2 separate regions of the Homo sapiens genome follow, and region 1 is linked to region 2. A link is a contact called in ENCODE Hi-C or POLR2A ChIA-PET data. All regions are on one chromosome and are shown on one strand. The core of a region is the stretch at or near the end of the contact, and the rest is flanking DNA. Distances in the headings are between cores, read along the strand shown.

Region 1 (3,480 bases), core at 491-2,990, 55 kb after region 2:
AGTTTTGCCCTTGCTGCCCAGGCTGGAGTGCAATGGCACGATCTCAGCTCACTGCAACCTCTGCCTCCTGGGTTCAAGCAATTCTCCTGCCTCAGCCTCCCAAACAGCTGGGATTACAGGCGCCTGCCACTACACTCGGCTAATTTTGTGTGTGTGTGTGTGTGTTTTGTTGTTTTTTTGTTTGTTTGTTTTCTTGACAAGTCTCGCTCTGTCACCCAGGCTAGAGTGCAGTGGCGCGATCTCGGCTCACTGCAAGCTCCGCCTCCTGGGTTCAGGCCATTCTCCTGCCTCAGCCTCCCAAGTAGCTGGGACTACAGGCGCCCACCACTACGCTTGGCTAATTTTTTTTTTTTTTTTTTTTTTTTTGCATTTTTAATAGAGACGGGTTTCACTATGTTGCCCAGGCTGGTCTCGAACTCCTGACCTCAGATGATCCACCTGCCTCGGCATCCTGCAGTGCTGGGATTACAGGAGTGAGCCACTGCGCCCGGTCTGAACTGACTTTTATAACAAACCCACTCTGGCAATAACATTATCTGTGACCTCCTGACCTAATCACCTCCTAAAGGTTGCACTTCTCAACACTGTTGCTTGGGGATTTTCTAACACATAAACTTTGGGGGATACATTCAAACCACAGCAAAGCCTTTGGTGAAAAGAGACAGAGAAATGTAAATATGCTGGCAGGTGTTCTGGCCTTCCCATGGCCATTCAGTGAGCACATAGCCCAGCCTAGCTTGAATTGAGAGACATGAATCTGCTGTTCCTTCAGCCACTCTCCTTCCAGCTGGTCTCATTGTAGAGGCATTTCCCTGTCCAGAGATGGTTCTAATGTCTAAAATTAATTGTTTCCCATGCAACATAGGGCTTATGAAATCAAGCCAACTACTTCATCTGGTGGTCAGCCAGTGAAACCCATCTGTTTCTGCTTGGAGGAAAAACTGGCTGTGCTGGACCAAGTGAGACATGTCTCTCATCTCCATCATGGGAGATGGGAAAGTTCCTTTCTAAGTAACTCAAGGTGATTTTAATTATTTGCATTTTTGCCTTACTCTACTGAGTGTAGAAATCAGCCTTCTCACCCAGCCTTTTCAGGATGAAAGTCCATCTCATTGCTAGCCAGCCTTTGAGCATCTTCCATTTGCCTTAGTGTGAATTTTACATGCCTAGCCCCTTTGCAAACATGTGTATACTGTTACACAAAAGCATAATTGTCAATTTACTCTCAAACCTTCCATGTAACCTGTGTTCTGTTCTTAATAGTATTTTCCTCACTTTCTCTCCAAAACTATAAAATCCCCATCTTGAGTCTCTCAAAGGCAGAACCCACCTTCCCTACATCCCCACCTTCAATGTAATTATCTTCCAACACTGATAAGGACTGAACCTAACTGCTTACCCAAGAGCTAGATTTTTTTTTTTTTTTTGAGACAGAGTTTCACTGTTGTCACCCAGGCTGGAGTGCAGTGGCACAATCTTGGCTCACTGCAACCTCCACCTCCCAGGTTCAAGCAATTCTCGTGCCTCAGCCTCCTGAGTAGCTGGGATTACAGGCGCCCGCCACCACACCCAGCTAATTTTTGTATTTTTAGTAGAGACGACGTTTCACCATGTTGGCCAGGCTAGTCTTGAACTCCTGACCTCAGGTGATCCGCCTGCCTCAGCTTCTCAAAGTGCTGGGATTACAGGAGTGAGCCACCGCACCCGGCCCCCAAGAGCTAGATTTTTAAAGAACAAGGACTAGCTTGGTGACAAGGTTTGTCTGATGTCATCTGCTGAGCTATTTATAGGCAAGGCCTGCAGCTTCTCACCGAGCTGATCTCTGGCCATCTCTTCCCCAGGACTCCAGCCTCTAACTCACCATGATTTCTGAATAGCATATTGCTCTTTCACAGGAGGAGACATTAACTACCACATTGGCCCGAATAGAAAATGACCTCAAATTTCAAGCAGTCTTTCTCTTCAAAGTAGAGAACATTTTTTAAATTACAAAAATTTAATCCATCATATGAAAACAGTCTGTCCCTTGACCCCTGAGGAATGAGACCAGTCCCTGCCTCCCTCAGCTTTTTGTTGCTGAAGCTGTGGTTGGAGAACTATAATTAAAATTCAGTTGTTCTCTTAGCAACCCCCTCACTGACAGCTCCTTTACAGCTTGCGTTGTGATTTACCTACCAGTCCAAGAATCAGGGATTTGAGATCCTGACCATCCTTCTATCCAAAATGACTAACAATCTTATTTGGAACAATAGGATAGTTCCAGCTATCTGTTCATTCTGATTTTTCCCCCATTGGAGAACATTTATATTTCTTTCTTGAAAAAATAGCTTTTGACCGGGTGCAGTGGCTCATGCCTGTAATCCCAGCACTTTGGGAGGCCAAGATGGGTGGATCACTTGAGGTCAGGAGTTTGAGACCACCCTGGCCAACATGGTGAAACCCTGTCTCTACTAAAAATATAAAAAAATTAGCCAGGCATGGTGGCAGGCACCTGTAATCCCAGCTACATGGGAGGCTGAGGCAGGAGAATTGCCTGAACCTGGGAGGCGAAGGTTGCAGTGAGCCAAAATTGTGCCACTGCACTCCAGCCTAGGTGAGAGAGCAAGACTGTCTCAACAACAACAAAAAAGAAATCAAAGACCCTGATTCAAAACATTTCTTCTAGTGAAGAGGCAGAGAAGCCAAGGCCAGACACATGAAAACCCCCAAACAGTCTCATGTCTTTGCTCAACTACGAAGTGACCAAGACAGGGCCCTGAAATAAGCCACTTAGTGCCACAAGACTACATGAGAGAGTTAGTGAAGAAGTAATGCATCAAGAATGTGATTTTTATCTCCCTCAAGAGTCTCTTCCAGCTGGCCCTGGGGAGAAACAAGTGATTGAAATTTCTTGGACATAGTTGTGTAGTTGGAGCTACACATCTCTTCTAAGATTCTACATCAAAACAGAGCCAAGTCCTTGGCAGGGAGGCAGCGTGTGGCGGTGAAAAATGCATGGGTTCAAGAGCCAGACCAGCACAAACCAGGCTTTGCAGTGTGAAAAAGCTGAGCGATTTTAGGGACGATAATCTCTCTGAACCTCCAAGGGAGAGGACAGGCCTTCCCACCACAGAGGATCAAGTGAGAAATCTAAAGGCCTGGGCACAAAGCATGGCATATAGTAGGCATGCAATAAAGATTGCTTCTCTCACCTCCCCTTTCCTCGGGAAATTTCCACCCATCTGTGCAGGCTAGTAGAGAAACAATTGCGTCCCAGTTCTATCACTGACTAGCTGTGGAACTTTGGGCTAGTTTTCTAAATCTCTGCATTTTCCTCTGTAAAGTGGAGATAATGATAACACCTCCCATCTAAGATTGTTGTGAAAAGTGCATTTTATTTTTTGCCCTTAAATACCAAAAAGAGTCCATTTTAAATGTATCAAGGGGCTTAGCAAATAAAAGTGGCCCAAACCTCTGTCAACCTTTGAGAGGCCTTGGTGG
Region 2 (3,206 bases), core at 422-2,921:
AAGAGGACAAAGATGATGACCATCTTAAGGTCTAATGAGTAACAGTCCCCTTATCAAAGGTTTAACATCAGGGGTAGAAGGGTCTGGCCCATGGATTGAGTGATTCACATTCCCAGGGAGCAAGAGGCTCATTCAAAAGAGAAATGTGGAATGCCTGGAAATGGTCAATGGGCTGGATTTAGTGTGAAGACTAACATGGGCTGTCAAGCTGCAGACTGGGTCAAAGGACAGATTTGTAGCAGACGTGTCTGCCTTCCCAGCATCCAGGCTCTTCATCAGGTGATTACCCAATTTTCACCAGCAGATCCTTTTCCCTCGCTCTCGGCCATATGGCTGGGTGGGGTTCATAAAGAACTATGGGACTCAGCCCCACCAAGGCCTCACATGCCCCTGGCTTTAATGACTGGACCCAGGATATGCCCATGACAAGCCAGCCAGACAGAATCTCAACCCTGAAAATACAGGAGGCTGGAGATGCTACCAGAAAGAGCTACCAGAGAAAATAAGAATGCCTAGGGGGTCACTGTGAGGATTAAATGGTCCCTGTTTATCACATGGGGCTCAGCTCAAATGCATGTAGAACCCAAAAATGAAATCACCAAGTGGAAAGCAGTATGAAGAGACAAAGGGAAACTGAATTTTGAAGGCATTATTTACACCCTGAATCCAACTGTTCCTAGAGTCAAGATCAAAGCCTGAACTTCACAGGTGTGAGCCAACAAACTCTCCTTTGCATAAGTTAGATATCAGGTTTTCTATCACAACTGAAAGAGTCCCTACCAAGACACAGCTATGTCACTCAGATCTCTTCTATTCAGAGAGCAAAGAGAGAGAAGATCTAATTGCCAGATGTTCTGATTCATGGTTCAGAACCAACTGACTAGGCCACAATTTCTAGTCGAATATATCATAGGACCCTTAGCTGAACAACAGGACCAATGATCCCAAGTTCATGAAAGCTGTCAAATTCCATTATAACTACGTGGACCAGTAGGATGCTATTTAAAAGATGGTATGACTAACTGGCTACAAGAATCTTTCCAATTGCAATTTTTACACCGTTAGACCTCCTTCAAGTAGATATGCCACAGAATACTTCAGGAGCTTTATTCTATTGTGTACATATTTGCTGTCATCATCTTGTTCCCAAAGAGGAACCCCGTCCCAGCATTCAGACACCATGTGAAAGGCTGAAAGCAAAAATCTCTCAGAAGTCTTTCTCTGTACAATAACATGATCAACCTTCCAGCTGAAACAGGTATTTGATCTAAACCATATCCCATGAAACTGAAAGCCCAAATCTAACCTGAACTTGGCTACCCTCTTGGTTTCAATTCCTATCACTGAGACAATTTCTCTTTGATTTTACATGCCGAAGAGCCTATTAAGAAAGTGTTTAAGTTTCAAAGACTGACAGGAAATGCTCATGTTTGCACATCTTTATTTGAATACGTTCTCTGCAGGTTGAAACTTGAGGCCCCAAGGTTTAGGCTTTGATTTTTTTTTTTAAGTTACTTATTTTCACAAATGCTCATGTAGCATGAGGCCCCAGAGTACATTAACATGTGCAAAGATAAGCAGGTAATTAAAAATGGAGCTCTATACCTGTTGGAAGGCACTGTGGTACTGCAAGCTTTGCAAAGTAAGACATCTGATGATTCGTTCCTGCCCACTTCCCACCCACATGACCTGCCAAAATTGCTGCCACCTAATGGCCACCACAATGCTGTCTATTAAAACCCTGCCCTAGCAGCTATGCCCTATTTTAAGAAACAACATAAAAAATTTATAAAATAAAGCAGCAGCACCATAAGTTCTTTCAGTCATCAATAAGTCTGAAGACTCAAAGACAACTATGGCCCCAGAATAAACTGCGTGCGCTCATGCACACACACACACACACACACACACACACACACACACACACACACAAATGTTGCATCCAACAATAGGGGGTCCATGAAATTACATGCAACTTTTCTGAATTGCGTTCAGTGTCTTGACTGTTCTGCAACCAACATTCAATTCTCTCACTCAAAAACCAGTTGCACAGATATTGCAGCTCCTTCAGCTGCTCCAGTATAGTCATGTGCCTTCCAGGAGGGAAAGTACATGCATTGGATGCAAAATGACTAGGTTTGTACAGCCCAGCTCTACCAACTCTCTAGCTCACACTTAACCATATTCCATCTCAGTCTTCTCAGTTGAAAACGGGAACTAAAACAAATCACTGTGAACTAAATGACTATATGCAGAAGAATAAAACTAGATCCCCTCTCTCACACTATATACAAAAATCAAATCAAAGTGGATTGAAGATTTAAATATAAGACATGAAACTATGAAACTACTAGAAGAAAACACTGGGGAAATGATCTAGGACACTGGTCTGGGCAAAGATTTTTTGTGTAAGACCTTAAAAGCACAGGCAACCAAAGCAAAAAGAGACAAATGGGGTTATATCAAGCTAAAAAGCTTCTACACAGCAAAGTAAACAATCAACAATGTGAAGAGACAATCCACAGAATGGGAAAAAAAATCTGCAAACTATCCATCTGACGAGGGATTAACAGCCAGAATATATAAGGAGCTCAAACAACTTAATAGCAAAATAATAATAATAATAATCTGATTTTTATTTTATTTATTTATTTTTTTTGAGACAGAGTCTCACTCTGTCACCCACGCTGGAGTGCAGTGGCATGATCTCGGCTCACTGCAACCAATCACCTCCGAGGTTCAAGTGATTCTCTTGCCTTAGCCTCTCGAGTAGCTGGGATTACAGGCGCATGCCACCAGGCCCAGCTCATTTTTGTATTTTCAGTAGAGACAGTGTTTCACCATGTTGGCCAGGCTGGTCTCAAACTCCTGACCTCAGGTGATCCGCCTGCCTCAGCCTCCCAAAGTGCTGGGATTACAGGCTCGAGCCACTGTGCCCGACTCTAATCTGATTTTTAAATGGGCAAAAGATCTGAATAGATGTTTCTCAAAAGGAGACATGAAAATAGCCAGCAGGTATACGAAAAAATGCTCAACATCACTAATCATCACAGAAATGTAAATAAAAGCCACAACGAAATATTATCTCACCCCAGTTAAAATGGTTATGAAAAAAAAAAAAAACAGAATAATGAATGGCAAGGATGTGGAAAAATGGGAACCCTCGTATACTGTTGGTGGAAATGTTAATGAGTATAGCCACTATG

The links. A loop is a pair of places that touch in the nucleus more often than their neighbours do. ChIA-PET counts read pairs that join two places held with the same protein, here RNA polymerase II (POLR2A). Pooled maps may share reads with other maps.
Region 1: a map with no recorded cell type shows a loop between it and region 2 (3-fold over the local background). The contact joins two enhancer-like sites. A Hi-C loop is called at or near these places in 5 of 168 maps with a recorded cell type or tissue (CD14-positive monocyte, HepG2, left colon and 2 more), 1 of 37 single-sample maps with no recorded cell type and 10 of 50 pooled maps. POLR2A ChIA-PET finds 5 or more read pairs at or near these places in 20 of 52 experiments (AG04450, CD8-positive, alpha-beta T cell, GM12878 and 13 more).

Annotation. Positions count from the first base shown.
Region 1 is chr16:20,928,436-20,931,915 of GRCh38, forward strand. No RefSeq gene overlaps it. Among named protein-coding and RNA genes, the nearest start is that of LYRM1, 29 kb to the left of the region's middle. Within about 2 kb of position 1,741, at least 6 of the 41 ENCODE cell types and tissues checked have a DNase peak (open chromatin) inside an H3K27ac peak, as active enhancers do.
Region 2 is chr16:20,873,325-20,876,530 of GRCh38, forward strand. All of the region lies in intron 1 of DCUN1D3 (defective in cullin neddylation 1 domain containing 3), which reads right to left. Among named protein-coding and RNA genes, the nearest start is that of DCUN1D3, 25 kb to the right of the region's middle. RefSeq lists enhancers at 1,039-1,138, 1,389-1,608 and a silencer at 2,255-2,334. Within about 2 kb of position 1,672, at least 8 of the 41 ENCODE cell types and tissues checked have a DNase peak (open chromatin) inside an H3K27ac peak, as active enhancers do.